Regions from separate parts of the Homo sapiens genome. Here region 1 is linked to region 2. A link is a loop called in an ENCODE intact Hi-C map of the cell type or tissue named here. Cell type or tissue: B cell. All regions are shown on one strand.

The links. Peaks named below come from ENCODE experiments on the same cell type or tissue, not always from the same donor. Only the 100,000 strongest peaks of a DNase experiment are listed, where the experiment ranks them.
Region 1: a loop joins it to region 2, with 30 times the contacts of the local background. A loop is called at or near these places in 10 of 110 quality-filtered maps.

Annotation. Positions count from the first base shown.
Region 1 is chr3:44,333,980-44,341,979 of GRCh38, reverse strand. TCAIM (T cell activation inhibitor, mitochondrial) reads right to left here and starts at 3,214. Exons shown (of 11, transcript NM_173826.4): 1 at 3,146-3,214. LOC105377055 (a long non-coding RNA gene) reads left to right here and starts at 3,862. Exons shown (of 4, transcript XR_940782.4): 1 at 3,862-4,275; 2 at 7,418-7,526. It also overlaps a transcript of TOPAZ1 not described here. RefSeq lists a silencer at 3,164-3,553 and enhancers at 3,694-3,863, 3,548-4,201. In B cell, no CTCF peak of the experiment used is centred here; a DNase peak (open chromatin) is centred at 3,579; H3K4me3 peaks cover 2,236 bases; H3K27ac peaks cover 2,872 bases.
Region 2 is chr3:43,617,978-43,625,977 of GRCh38, reverse strand. It overlaps ANO10 (anoctamin 10), which reads left to right and starts at 3,967. Exons shown (of 13, transcript NM_018075.5): 1 at 3,967-4,069. RefSeq lists enhancers at 2,393-3,045, 3,046-3,698 and a silencer at 3,754-4,253. In B cell, no CTCF peak of the experiment used is centred here; a DNase peak (open chromatin) is centred at 3,817; H3K4me3 peaks cover 1,572 bases; H3K27ac peaks cover 428 bases.

The sequences.
Region 1 (8,000 bases), 720 kb before region 2:
GGTGGAAAGACACAGACAAAATGCTAGAAATATTCAATAAGACTTTTCTAAAAGGTGAAATCTAATTTAGAACCTAATAATGATGTTTAAGCACTGTGGATGTGGAATCCCACATCTGACTTTGTGTATGTGTTTTCAGGGGTACATCACTTATGAAAGTAGGGGCTATCTTTTTCATAGAACTTTTGTGAAGCTTAAGTAGAATATGCATAAGGGATTTAGCCACATTTAGTAAATAAAAAATTCATTACAGTTGCAACTATTATTATGTCAGAGTGTATTAAAAAATGGCATAATTTTTTTCCATCTAATGTCAGATAACATATTGCTCAAACATGCAGTTCAATACAACATTTTATTCAAAAACAAATTTTGAAAAACTTTGTTGAAAAACTCAGAATTATCACAATAAGGAGTCAATGTCTGAAGGTCTTAAACACAAGGTAGTAGGCAATTTTGCCAAGGCTACATACAATTCAAAAAGTACAGATGAATAATTTCACAAATTTTTCTCTAGAAAAATACTTTTAATTCATCAGAATTAAAAAATAGCTAGTTGTTTACTTTTACCATTTGAAGACAAAGGTGGCACTTGCTAACCAATAAAAACACAAGTTTTGATGGAAGTAGCATTTCTCTCTTCAAAATAAAAACCTAAAGTGAATATAATAAAGTTATATTGTGCTGTGGGAATTGTCTTTTTATGAATTAATACTGACTTTTTAAAGACAGTGTTCTGGGTCATGGAGAAACAATGAGAGAGCAATAGGGGAGAAATGAGAGGGAATGTGACTTTTCCTTTTTCCAATAATTCTCCTCTCTCCCACAATGGCAGCCAATTCATATTTCTAGAGGAAAATGCCTATATATATAAAAATATATTCAGTTAATAATTCTGCTATCCATTCAACAAAATTATTGCTCTAAGATGATCACTTCCTATACAAATCATTGGAAAAAATTAAAAATATATTTTCTCGTTCTGTTTAAGAATAAGAATGAAAAACCGAGTACTATGAGTCTTTTGAGTATTTCCTGTAAGCTCTTCAAGAATGGGCTCTGACGACTAAGTGACAGATGAGGATCCAGTTTTGGAAAAGAAGAAAGGGACAGGGTAGGAAGGAGAGAAAGAAATAACTCTTAGGGCAGTGGTTTTCAAAGCAGCAACAGCATCCGTGAGAAATGCAAATTATCAGGTCCCATCCGAGTCCTGCAGAATCAGAATCTGGGTGGGATGGAGGAATCTGTTTTAACACACTGTCAGGGATTCTGATGCACACTCAGGTTTGAGAACCACTGTATTAGGGAATCCTGATTCTATCACCAAAGAGGATTCTGGGGCATCTGTTAATGTTTAAGCTTTAATTCTTTAAAAATAATTATTTAATACAAACTTGGATCTTTAGCTACCCAATTTATGCTAAAAATCAAAGGAGGATTTCAAGTTTTTGCTTGAATTAGTTCTTTGTTTCCTGTATGGTTTATGTACTTTTCAGATTAAAAAAACCAAAATTCTAAGTAGAGACAATGTCCAGCAGGTTGGCAGGCATGGCTGCCTGCCGCTTCACAACGCCCAGATCTTGGGTTAGTCTTCAACCTTGTAAGAACAGAACCCAATTTTATCACTTCAAGACAGAAATACGTGGGCCTTGGGGAAGCTAAATTAGAAGGCCTGATAACTGGAATGTCAATCTGTAAATTTACTTTGAGATTATAACTGCTAAGACAACTAGAAGATTCAGATCTAATGTTCTTCCTCTTTCAGGACTAGCTACACAGAAAATCAAATTACTATCAGCTGACTGAAGACACATTGCTTCAGAGTAGAGTTGGGTGCTCTCATTCAGACACTAGCTCCAAAAGTCTGGGACATCCACATCAACCGCAGGCTTCTCGTCTTCAGATAAATTCTTACATAGGTGGTTCCTGTCCATACTGCACTTAGCCCACTATACTTCCACTTGGAAAATGCTATAAAATAACTGAAGAGGTTGCACTGTCTTATCACACTTGGGAGGCATACCGAGTCTTTAACTCACCCATTCATCACCACTTATGGGCCAGGTCCTGCGTAAAGCATTGGGACTAGAAAATTATTAAGACAATTCTAATACTCAAAAGACTTTTAGAGGGAGGGGGGAGTGTAAAAACAGACACAAGCAGATAAGTATAAAACAACGCAGTAAATGCAATAATACAAACATGCACAGAATATGAGAAACTCCCAGACGCAACACTTGGAATGGGGCGGGGAGAGCTCAGGAAGGTCTTCTCTAAGGAAATGGTGCCTTTCCTGGAAGAGGGCAGAGGACCGGGAAGGATAAAATTTATTTACAAACCATTGTAAATGACTACTTTAATCTACTTAACAGTGATATTAGTTTCTGTTTCATAAAGTGAAAATTTCTAATTTTACCTAAAATCTGTTCTAAGTGAGGCATTAAATCTGTGCAGTTTCAAACCAAATTTGGTGGAAAGATACCTAAATCAGTGAAAAATCCAAATTATGGAAGAGTACACGAAAAACGGTTTTGTTTTGCTTACTTTCAACTAACACCGAGTGTGTGCCAAATAGAGCTCTCAGGATTGAGCTTTGACCATTTGGCACAACTTTTATTTGAAAGTAATTTATTTTAACAAAATTAATATCATGCCACTCTCATTTGAACTGTGACTTCCCTTAGTGACTATCTTGTACGGTTTCTGAAAGCAGTTTGTTATATCAAGGAGGGACAAAAGCGGTAATTTTCATGGCTTTTCAGTTGAATATGAACTTCTTAGAGTAGGGGAAAAAGGCAAAGAAAAAGAGCAAAAGCAGGAAATGCTATTAGATACATTAGCCTAGATTCTGTAGCTTCCTTTTCTAAATCTCGCTATATGAGATTTAGTACGTAACAATTTCCCGTAAATCAAAGACCTCGGAAAAATATAAGTCGGAAACAATAAAACCTAAATCGTCTTTGCGTTCTCATTTCACAGCGAGTTAAAATGTAGATGCGATGCGGATACTGCGTCCCCTGGCACTGCCTCAATTCAAAAGTTAGCACTTTGCGCTAAGGTGGCTCTGAGCACTCCCCTCCGACCCCGCTTCCCCCCTAGAGGAGCATGAATGCACCACCGGAGCCCCTCCCCTCTTGCTCCTTACAGTTCTGGCAAGGGTCCGACGCGAGGGCTTTGTCCGACTAGTTCCACCTCCCACCCAGTACACCAGAAGGGAGGACAGTCGCTCCGCCCGCAGGGCTGTTCGGACGCGCATGCGCACTGGGGCGTCAGCTGGCCAACCAGCGCGCGACGCACGGCCAGGCGCTCCCACCTGCCCTCGCCCCGGTGGGCGACAGGCTTTGACGGGCTCCTAGCCGCAGTGCCCTCTGAGCCCCCAACCCTGAATTCTCAGCTGGGCCCTCCCGGCTCCACCTGCCCCCAACACCCTCCCCGCTCCGGCGGCGGCAGGGCGCTCGAGGCAAGCCCGGGCAGGGGGACGAGCTGCAGGTGACGCCCTGGTTGGCTGGAGCGTGCCAGGCCTTCCCCCTACGGCGCCTGCGCACAGCCAGGGCGTGGATTCAACCTTCCGCGGTGCCCTGCCTCTAGCTGACGTCAGCACCCTGGTAACTGCTGCACCTTCGCCGCGCGCTTTGAGCCCCCGCCCCTCCGCCTTCTTACCGGCCGCCCTGAGGGGTCTCGGCGCGCTCGGCTGAGAGCTTTAGGAGGCGCGAGCGAGCACTCCGACTAGGCCGGAGGGACTCGGAAAATGATGGTCCGGCAGGTGGTGGGTCCTGACCCAAGGGCCTGCAAGGAACGGAGAAGGGCAACCGAGCACGCGCTGGATCTTGGGGAAGAAGGGGAAAGGGACTGCTGGAGGAGGCGCGCATGCGCCGTGCGGTCCTTCGCCCCGGGCGCCCTGGCAGGGGGCGAGGCTCTGCGGAACTCCCGGAGCTGGCGCCAGGGAACAAGTCTCAGTGGAGAGCCTCGAATTTTAAAAGTCTCATTTAAGTATTTCTTTTGGTTTTCCTTGTATAAATATAGCTAACTTTTAAACATTTCTTTTCCGGCTTGTGTTGTTTGCTTTGGACCCTTCAGCACCTATTTTTAAACGTTAAGCATTCCCCAGTCAGCATGAAAGTTTTACTGTTAGTTTTATTTTGTTCCTATAATTTTGATTCCCCCCAGAAACTGCCACAGATGAAATCAAGCCAATAGAATTGAAAGCAAAGATCACCTGGTGGCCATGAAGCCGACCATCCTTAGGCAGAAACTCCTTACCTGAGGAATTTAGAGGTAACTAGACTTCCCTGTTACCTAAAGCCAGCATCTGGTACCAGACTTCTTCCCTCCAAATTTAAAAGTAACTAGAATTTCTATGCATCTCCGTAATGCACGCATGTCAAAACTCATTGTGCACCCCTTGCCATCTGCTCCATGCCCCAATCAACCCCTGTCCCCTACCATCCAGATACTTTATTACCCTCACATACTTGCACAGGAGTTACATATGCCACTAGTACAAAGTCCTCAGAAAATCCCCCAAGTGTTATGCCTCTCCACAAGGTGGCAAACGGAGATTTGGGAACAATTTGAGTTCATGTCCCTTTTCCATTGTCTGAACTTTGGCAAATTCAATCCAAGTTGGGTTCATTTAGCCAGGATCCCTCTAAGTTCATTCAAGAATTTCGGGCTTTATTGCCTTTGATTTAACCTGGCAAGACACATTTGTGGTATTAACTATTTGCTGTTCCCACGAAGAAAAAATCACGGTCTTTAGCTCGAGTTTGGGCAGACGAAACTCATGTTGGCAATCCTAATAATAGAGCCAGGGCAGAAGCTGTCCCCAACACAGAACCCAATTGGCAATACCACGCTGCCAATGCCAGCCCAAACAGAGACAGGGGAAGAGAAGATTATAACATGTTTGTTGGAAGGAATGAAATAAAACCTGTTAATTTTTCTAAATTATGAGAGATCACTCAGGACCAAGGACCCTTCCCTTTTCCAAGCTAGACTAATGGAGGCCATGCATAAATATACAGATTTAGATCCTGAAAGCCCTGAGGGCCAATCCCTTCTGGCCATACATTTTATAAGTCAGGCTTCCCCAGACATCAGACAAAAACTCCAAAAATTAGAGCAAGGCCCACAAACTCCCTTTTGTACTTTATTAAAAGCAGCCTTTAAGGACACTGAAGTTGAGAATGTCCCAAACCTCCAGGTTGCAAGCCATCCCTGGGACCCTGTCCTCACTGCAAATTGGAAGAATGAGTGTCCCTCCCTCATGAAGGGGGGGCCACCTCTTCCTTCTAGGCTATGACAGCCACAGTCTCACCAACCTACCTGACAAGGGGATCCTGCAGAACGAGGGTGAGGGTGAGGGCGAGAGCAAGGGCAAACACCTCTAATTCTATTCCTGGATTATGATCAAGCCTCTGAAATGTCAGTCATCCATCCTCTAGATGGGGCCTTGAAGCCATCCACGGCCCTGTCTTTTCCATCTCTGTGGATGATCCCAGGGCAAATCTGATTGTGGCTGAACAACAGATAATGTTACTCATAGATACACGGGACAGTTATTCAGCTTTATAAACATTTACTATGGCCCAATGTGCCAGTCCTCCATTTTCCTCATGGATATTGATGGAAAACCCCAATGAGGCTGTTTCACACAGCCATTCCCTTGTAAAATGAAAGGCTATTCCTTTACTCCTTTTTAGCCCTGTTCTATTAGGTTGTGATTTACAAAATTACAAGCTAATTTACAGCTAAGGCCCCACCTTCTAGCTGTATTAACACTTCACCAAAAGAGCCCCTGCAGCTTCTCCCAGATAGCAATCTACTTCAGTATGTGGATGACTTACTAATCTGTAGTCCTAACCAGGCTGTTCCAGACCAAAATACAGTATTAGTATTCAACAAACTTGCTAATTGTGGGTACAAAGTATCTCCTTCTAAAGCACAAATATCCACACAAAGGGTTCAATTTTGGGGTCTTATTTTAATTCCCAGTGAAAAAGCCTTTGTAGTGCTTGTACAGATCTTAAACGTGACAATTGTGGTAACTAAACAACAGCTTCAGTCATTTTTGGGTAAGGCTGGGTTTTGCAGAATATGGATTCCTTCCTTTGAGTTAATAGCAAAACCTTTATATGAAGCCCTCAAGGGAACTCAGGAACAGTCTCTATACTGGACTAATGAGATGAAGCATGCTCTAAACACTTTAAAATAGGCTTTAATCTCAGCCCTGACCTCAGCCCTACCAGATCTGACTAAGCCTTTTTCTATGTACATGAACAAAAGGGAATAGCTTTGGGAGTCTTAGCCCAAGATTGAGGGGCCCTCTAAGTGCCCTATAGCATTTTTTTTTCTTTGAGATGGAGTCTCACTCTATTGTTCAGGCTGGAGTGCAATGGCATGACCTTGGATCACTGCAACCTCTGCTTCCCAAGCTCAAGTGATTCTCCTGCCTCAGCCTCCCAAGTATCTGGGATTATAGGTGTGCACCACCGCGCCCAGCTAATTTTTGCATTTTTAGTAGAGTCAGGGTTTCACCATGTTGGCCAGGCTGGTCTCAAACTCCTGACCTCGTGATCTGACTGCCTCAGCCTCCCAAAGTGCTGGCATTACAGGTGTGAGCCACTGTGCCTGGCCCCTATAGCATATTTAAAAAAAAACTTTAGACCTAGTATGCCAGGGATGGCTTAAGAGCCTTAGCAGCGGTGGCCCTTAGTGCAAGAAGCCTCAAAAATGTATTACCTGCCCCTCCTGAACTCTTATGGTTTTGTGGCACTGCTATTAATTATTTAAATCCTTTTCAAGCTTTGGCCCTATCCCACCTTGATAATTCTCTTCGTTATGATGATTGTACCCTGGGTACAATAGCTCCTGCCCAAATCACTGTCTTAAACATAACTTCCAATCTAGAATCCCATTCTAGATGAAAAAGGGCCCTAGGACTTATTGTTGGAGTTGTGGGAATCATCACAACTCTCACCCCTTGGGGAGGTTGTACTTATCATGAAATCACACTATGTGAACATGCTGCCTCCCTCACAATCGCAAAAACTAGCACAAGTCTATCAGCACTAGAAAAGTCTGTAGCCTCACTAGCAGGAATGGTTGTTGATATCAGAAGGGCTCCAGATTACCTCCTAGCTGAATAAGGAGGAGTCTGTGCTGTCATTAACAAAATGTGTTGCACCTACATTAATGTGTCTGGAGAAGTGGAAGCTGATGTCCAAGAAATTTTCAAACAAACCAAATGGCTACACACACCTTCTCAAAGTAACCCAAAGTGGGCCAAAATCCTTACTAATTGGTTCCCAAAAATCACCTGGTTTCTCCCATTCCTTGGACCTTTATTCCTCATTATTCTTCCTCTAATATTTGGTCCCTGCCTCTTTAATGCTCTCATTAAGTTTCTATCTTCCAGATTACAATGATTCCACCTACAGATGATTATGTAATCCCAATACCAGCCTGCAACAGCAACTTCCACATATATGGGGCCTCTTGATGGAATCCGGTGTCTCCTGTCCCCAGTAAGTTTTTCATAACCCTTCATGACACAGAGCAAGAAAGGGAAAAATGTGACTTATCCCCTCAATGCTCCCTTTCAGCAAGAAGTAGCCAGACAGACCTGACACCCCTCTTCACTGTGCCGTTTCCCCTTTCTTGAAACCATAATAGGCAGAAGGTACAGAGGAGCATGGGGGATTCGAAAGGGTCAAATATTTGACCAAGATATCTGTCAGGGGGAAAATGAGGAGAGCAAAGATCACCTGGTGGCCATCAAGCAGACTATCTGCAGGCAAAACTCCTTACCTGAGGAATTTAGAAGTGATTAGACTTCCCCATTATAAAAACCTGGCATCTGGTACCAGGCTTCTTTCCCCCAAATTTGGAAGTAACTAGAATTTCTATACATCTCCAAATACATGCATGTCAAAACTCACTGTGCAACCCTTGCTAACATCAAGGCACCAAAATGTCTACAAATATAATCATTTATCATT
Region 2 (8,000 bases):
TGGGGAACAGAGCTAGACCCGTTAAAAAAAAAAAAAAGTAATTGAAGAGAGAGAGAGGTGGAGGTCTTTCTAAGTACGATGCAACCCAGAAGTAGTACGTAGTAAAAGAAAAGCCTGGTAAAATTGACCAGTTAGAAATAGAAGTTTTCACGGCCAATAAACAAAAACAAAAACAAAGTAGCATAAGATAAATCAAAGGACGTGACAAACTGAGGAAAAGTTTTGACATTCATATCTAAGAAAAAGGACTGTTCTATTATATAAAGAGTTTCTATACATAGTAGAAAATTAGACAATACAAATAAATAGATAATTCACAGAAAATGAAAGACAAATGTCTCTTTAACCTGAGAAGATGCTCTCGAACTCACTCTTCATAAGAAAAATACGACTTAAAATGTTTTTTCATCTACTAGATTGATGAGTTCCATTTCTGACCAAAATAGAGTAAGTCCACTGCTGCCCATGTCTGCTACTGATTGATCACTACTAAAACCTCTAGATAAAATGTAAAGAACAACTACCCAAGGACTCTGAAAAGTAAATAATAGCAGGTGGATCATGATGGCAGGGAACTCAAAGCCTGAAGAAAGACAGATAGAGTAGTAGTGAGAGTCTTGTTTTTATTTTTTTCTCCTTTACCTCTTGGCTTTGATCTGAGGACAGATGAATAGGGAATTGTCAACCAGACACTATCAGCAAAATGTCCGAGAGAAGCCGGACCATGTAGCCACAGGACCAGGAAAAAAGTCTGCTGCAAGCTAGAGAAAGTGGTGGAAACTGCTGATTCCTTTTTTTCTCTCCCTCCGTTTCCCTGAAGCCATTCCCTGTCTGGGAGCTGCCCTGCAGTGGTATGGTGACACAGTCACCTGAGAGAAAACCTGTCCTTCTGGACAGAGGAGTTGGGAAAAGGGACTCTTGGAAGCCAGAGAGAACATGGAGGAAATACCCAAAGAGAGACAAGTGGAGAAAGGAATCCCTAATTCTGTGTAATTGTTTGACATGCAGTCATAGGTAATTGATACAGTAGTTCTCCTTAGCCACAGTTTCTCTTTCCATGGTTTCAATTACCTTCAGTCAACTGAGGTCAGAAAACATTGCATGGAAAATTCCAGAAATAAACATTGCATAAGTTTTAAATTGTGTGCCATTCTGAGTATCGTGATGAAATCTCCGCCTGTCCTACTCCATCCCTCCTGCGATGTGAATCATCTCTTTGTCTGGTGTGTCCATACTGTAGGTCCTTGTATTAGTCCATTCTCATATTGCTATAAAGAAATAACTGAGACTGGGTAATTTATAAAGCAAAGAGGTTTAATTGGCTCTGGTTTTTCAGGCTGTACAGGAAGCATGATGCTGGCATCTGCTTGGCTTCTGGGAAGGCCTCAGGAAACTTAAAATCATGGCAGACAGCAAAGGGGGAGCAGGCATATCACATGGCGAGAGCAGGAGCAACAGAGAGAGAGCAAGATGCCACACACTTTTAAACAGCCAGATCTTGTGAAAAGTCTCTCACTATTTCGAGGACAGCACCAAGGGGATGGTGCTAAACCATTCATGAGAAATCTACCCCCATGATCCAATCACCTTGCACCAGGCCCCACCCCCAATACTGGAGATTACAATTCAGCATGAGATTTAAGTGAGGACACAGATCCAAACTATATCAATGCTACATACCTTTTGGTCACTTAGCAGCCATCTAGGCTATCAGGTCGAAAAAACATAATATATACAGGGTTCAGTACTATCTGTGGTTTCAGGCATCCAGTGGGGGTATTGAAATGTGGCTAAGGGGGACTACTATATAGGGATCTATGTCATTAACTCAGGTTTGCCATTTATGCTGTCCAACAATTTGCTATACTTAACAGAAAGTTTTAATTTGTTAATTGTGGAGATGAAATAAGATTATACAAGAGAAAATGACTTTTATATTTCCATTCATTTTTCTTCCTAATTCCTCCAGCCACATAAATATAAGAAAATGAAATTATATGGAGGATGGCCGTGCGTTCTAGGATGAGAAGATAAGAAGAGTACAATTTAAAAACAAAAGTCTAAGGAGTAATTCATGTCTAAACTTATTGAAGTTCATAAATAATTTGTCCTGATTTTCAGAAGAAAGAGAGAACTTCTGAACATAACCACACAGGACCTACAAAAAGATAGCTGCACAAAAACTGGTTAATAATGTTGTGAGCTGCCATGATAGCATCGGAGGACTAGAAAGAATGACAAACTGCTCCTACCAAGTAACGAGTCTTCTGCTCCTTTCTTTTAGTTTCCCTGCCTCCTGCCTGGAACCTGGAAGACCCAGAGAAGGGTGGGGAGTAAAGAACAGACCAGCCTTCTCCGCACTGCAGTTTGTTGAGGCATTGATCTGGCCAAAGCTGGATGTATGGAGGCAGAAAGTGTTCATTCATTTTTTAAATTTTTCATTTCAGAATTATTGCTTGTCTGCTATGGACCTAACACTGTTCTAAACATTGGGGCTGGTAATCCTCCATTATCTGTGGGAGATACATTCCAAGATCCACAGTGGATGCTTGAAACTGAGGATAGTATAAAACTCTATGTATACTATGTTTTTTCCTACACATACATACATACTATGATAAAGTTTCATTTATAAATTAGGTACAGTAAGGGATTAACAACAATGAATAATAATAAAATAGAACAATTATAAAAATAGACTGTAATAAAAGGTGAATATGGTCTCTCTCTCTCTCTCCAAATATCTTATTGTTCTGGCCTCACCTATTTTCAGACTGTGGTAGACCCTGGGTAACTAAAAACACTTAAAGCCGGCAGGGCGCGGTGGCTCACGCCTGTAATCCCAGCACTTTGGGAAACCGAGGCAGGCGGATCACCTGAGGTCAGGAGTTCTAGACCAGCCTGGCCAACATAGTGAAACCCTGTCTCTACAAAAAATACAAAAATTAGCTGGGCATGATGGTGCGCGCCTGTAATCCCAGCTACTCAGGAGGCTGAGGCAGGAGAATCGCTTGAACCCGGGAGGCGGAGGTTGCAGTGAGCCGAGACTGCGCCACTGCACTCCAGCCTGGGTGACATTGCGAGGCTCTATCTCAAAACAACAACAACAAAAAGTCAAAAAGTGTGGTGGACAGAAGAAATAGGAGAGCAGGTAAGGAAATGGTGGGGTGAGGAGCAGATGAGAACAGGTATTAAGTAGGATGGTCAGAAAGGGCCTCAGGGAGAAAGTGAGAGCCCAGCAAACACTGAGGGAGGTGAGGAAGTGAGCCAAGCAGCCAACCGAGGGAAGAGCTTTCTGGGCAGAAGGAATGGCTGGGGCAGACTCTGAGCCTGGAGGTGGAAAGGTGTCTGGCGATTTCTAGGAGGAGCAAGGGTTTTGGGATTTGGCTGTGGTTGGATGTTAGGTTTTAATTATAAAAGGATCTGCGTTTTTCACAACTTGAAAGTGAGCTACAGTTAAAATGAGACTTGTTCTTATACCTGAAAGTGACCAGAAAATTAGGTTCTGGTCTTTAAGAGATGGAAGAGGGAAATGTGAAGGGGCGTATTCCTTTCCCCTGCCCCGACCGCTCGCGGTTGGAGAGCCCAGCCACATGCCGCCCCGGCTCGGAGTGACAGCCCAACCAGGCCTCTGCCTTCTCGGCCGCGCCTCTCCCGCTGCCGTCCGGATTTCGATGGGTGGTACAGTACGTTAGGCACGCCCCTCCCTTTCTCCCGGCCTGGTCTCCTGTTCCAGGCGACAGCCCAATGAGGGCTGCCTTTTTTTCTTCGGACCGGTTCCAGTCTAGGTTCTCGTCCACTACGATCGCCCAGTGAGGCCCCGCCCCTCCCACCGCAGTTCCGCCCCTCCCGGAGCTACCGCCCAGTGAGGCCCCGCCTCTCCCGCCGCGGCCCCGCCCCCCTGCGTGTGACCGCATCTAGGCCCCGCCGCGTCCGCCACGCCCAGCGCTCGGCGGCGCCCGCCCCACTGGCCTGGCCCGCCCCCCGCACCGAGCACTCTTTCGCCCGGCCTCCGGTTCTCGCCGGCTCTCGGACCCGCCTCCGAAGACGTGGAGCGCTGCGGCGGCTGGTGAGTCGGGGAGGGCACCTCGGACCCCCCAGCTGTCCGCAGCAGAGCCCGGCCCCTTGCAGCCACAGAGCCCCGGCCGCTGCAGGCTCCAGGAGCTCCGCCTGGTCGCCGCCCTGCGTTCCCGGGCCGCCTCCCGGTGCCAGCACCCCTGGGGATGGGAAGTGGGACCAGGATGGGCGCGGGGGCTGTGGGGGCAGGGACGAGTGAAGGTGTTGCGGGGAGCGGCGGTCGCAGGGGAGGGGAGAGGTTTGTGGAGGGGATTATGGGTCTGGGGCGAGGGTTTGAGTCCTGAGAGAAAGGCGGTGAGGCGGAAATTTGGGGCTGGTGAAGTCAGGATGGAGGATGTTGGGGGCCTCAGCGCTTTGGGGAAGGAGGCAGTGAGTGGGGTGGTCGGCGGAGCGGAGTGAAGGGTGGTTTTTAGAAGGGTCAGCTCGCGGGTCCCGGGGTTCTTGCTTCCCGGGCAGTCCGGGGATCAGGGCGGACTAGGCTGTCTCCAAGCAGGTTTGGCCGGAGCGGGCTTGCAGGATAATGCTCACATCGAGGTGACTGAGTTTCCAGGCTTTTGACTGGGACATACTGTACAGTTTAAATAATAGATACCTGTCTGGCTAGTGCCTGGGACACCTGAGAAACGTGGATGGAATGGGGTTCTCCCCTATAGGCAGCGTCTGATTTTGTGGGTGCCTTCACAGCACCAGCATTGGTGTGCGCTGCCTTCTGTAAAACCTTATATTCCAGCAGGACGGTGTATGGAGATCCCAGACTTAAAAAGTGCAGCTGAGGTTTATTCAGACTCAAGACACAGTTGTATCATATTGCCTTAAATCCTGCGGAGTTTAAATCTAATCCTGTGGGGTTTAAAGCGGTTAAATCCACTTTGTAGTGTCTACTTTTAATTTAAAGTCATACAAATCTAGAGGACTAGATGTTTTCTAAGGGCCCATTCTGCATGATAAACAGTTTAAAATTCGCTATGGAAAGTAAATCATCTGTTCTGAACAGCTGTTGCTGAAAGAATCGTAGAGTTGCAGATGAATGAAATTTGAAAGATCTAAAATAATGGAAGGGCATAGAAAAGTCTTGATAAATTGAAGTGTGTAAATGCACTTAAACCCACTGAAACTTTTTTCTTTTTGTTTTTTTTGAGACGGAGTCTTGCTCTGTCGCTCAGGCTGGAGTGCAGTGGCACAATGTCTGCTCACTGCAACCTCCGCCTCTCGGGTTCAAGCGATTCTCCCGAGTAGCTGGGATTATAGGCGCCTGCCACCATGCCCGGCTAATTTTTGTGTTTTTAGTAGAGATGGGGTTCCACCATGTTGGCCAGGCTGGTCTTGAACTCCTGACCTCAGGTAATCCTCCCACCTCGGCCTCCCAAAGTGCTGGGATTACAGACGTGAGCCACTGTGCTGGCCAACTTTTTTCATTGTAGACAACTTGGAAGACAGAGAAAATTATAAGGATGAAAATTAAAATCTGTAGTTTTGCCACATGTAATAACATTTTGATGCATTTCTTCCTAATTTTTGTATTTTTGTGTATATGAATGTACACAAAATTAGGGTAGTATTGTTACCTAATTGGGGTAATATTGTTATATTACTTCATACTTTTGCTTTTTCTTTCCACCTTACATTTTCTCACTTAGCATTTTTGTGGATCAAATTCTTCTTAAACATCTTTGAAAATGCTTGTATAATCATTCATCATGTGGATTCATTCTTTTTTTAAATATTAGAGTTTTAGTTATGTGCCTAGTACTGTGCTTGGAGGTGAAAAATCAGTGTTCCTCAAATGGATATATTTGTCATGGCTTGCATGAGAGCTGTACTAAGCCTTTTTCTCATCTGTCAGTTAAATTGTCTCTAGCCTTCTGTTTTTATAAGCAGTAAACCTTTGTTTTAATGGTTAAAAGCTCACAATAAATCTCATGTCATGTGTGAATCCAAAACTGTTATTTTTAATGTGTATGAGTTTTTGTGTGTATGTGTTAGGAAATTACGGAATTTTGGGTGGAAGAGGATTTTTTTTTTTTTTTTTTTTGGACAAGGTCTCACTCTGTTGCCCAAACTGCAGTGCGTGCAGTGGTGCAGTCACAGCTCACTGCAGCCTTGACCTCTGGGGTCAGGTGATCCTCCCATCTCAGCCTCCTGGGTAGCTGGGACTACAGGCGAGAGCTTCACCGTATCCAGCTAATTTTTTTTTTCTTTTTTTTTGTATTTATTGTAGAGACAGGGTTTCGCCATGTTGCCCAGGCTGGTCTTGAACTCCTGAGCTCAATAGATCCACCCCCCATGGACTCCCAAAGTGCTGGGATTACAAGCCTCAGCTACTGTGCCCAGCCCCTGGAAGAGGCTCTTTTTAAAAAGTTTCTTGTTTTGAAATAATTTTAGATTTACAAAAAGTTGCAAAAATAGTACAAATTTCCTTATGCCCTTCACCTAGCTTCCCCAGATGTGAACATCTTAGATGACGATGGTGCAATTGTTGAAACCAGAAAATTGACATTGATACAATTCTATTAGTGTAATCTACAGACCTTATTCAAATTTCACTAATTGTCCCACTAATATTTAGGATCCAGTCTGAGATCCTACACTGTATTTAGTCGTCATATGTCCTTAGCCTCTTTTAACCTGAGCATCCTCCTAAACAGGATGACCTGGTGCAGACCTGTAAAGTGAAGCAGGCCTGCTAGAAAGCACACACCTCCCCTGAATTCATATCCAAAACCTATCCCTTAGAAGGGGATATTTATCTTCCTTTTCTATATGAATAGACTACTGTTTGATTAAGATGTATAACCATAGCTGGGCACGGTGGCTCACGCCTGTAATCCCAGCACTTTGGGAGGCCGAGGCAGGCGGATCACGAGGTCAGGAGATCAAGACCATCTTGGCTAACACGGTGAAACCCCGTCTCCACTAAAAATACAAAAAAAAATTAGCCGAGCATGGTGGCGGATGCCTGTAGTTCCAGCTACTCGGGAGGCTGAGGCAGGAGAATGGCGTGAACCCGGGAGGCGGAGCTTGCAGTGAGCAGAGATTGCTCCACTGCACTCCAGCCTGGGCGACAGAGCGAGACTCTGCCTCAAAGAAAAAAAAAAAGACGTATAACTAATAAGGTGCCTTTTAATTACTTTTATATGCCATTTCTAAATCTTCTGGGAGTTACAGACTAGAAAGCATGATCTGAGTAATCCATGCTTATTATCTCTTTTATTAGTCTATGAATTGGCAGTGGGAATCTTTCAAAAACAGAGTGCCAGATGCTGACTCCAGTCCCTGGGTCTTTTGGAGGAAAGAGTAATGGCCTTTACTCTTTACCAAGTGTGATCAACTTGTCCCAGTTTTAAAGGTCTGTGTCTTGGGAACTTCTTCAGCCCAGGGCCACCTCACAGCCTCTAGAGCATTTCTACTGAGATGCCACAGTATATTTCTGACATTATTCTAGCCAAAACAAGCAAACTCTTGGCAGTATCTGGGGTAATGAGAGTAGATGGAGGCATGAGTGAGAGGAGGAAATATTCTTGTTTTCCTCACTGGTGCTTCCATGGCTAGACTCAGTTGAGTGATTGTGTGCAGAGGTTAGTGCAGCATCTAATCCGGCCTGGGCTGTTGTGGCAGGACTGTCTTCAGTATCCTGTGTCTCACCTCTCCTGTACCTTCCTGTGGAATCTTAAGGGCATGGAGTTCCCTCAGGGAGTGGTCCTCACCAGCTTCCCTAAGTTATCTGTGTTACTGAGAAACTGTTATAGTAAGGATGGGTGTATGCGGGGCTGATTCTCCATTCTCACGTCTGTCTACATCTGTGTAACTCCCCAAGGCAGCTGCCCTAGGTACAAGGAGGGAGGCTCCCACAATTGCTCTCACCATTAACTGCCTGCCTGTAGGTAAGTAGTGTCTCTGCATCTCGGGTCCTCTGGAGTTGGCCT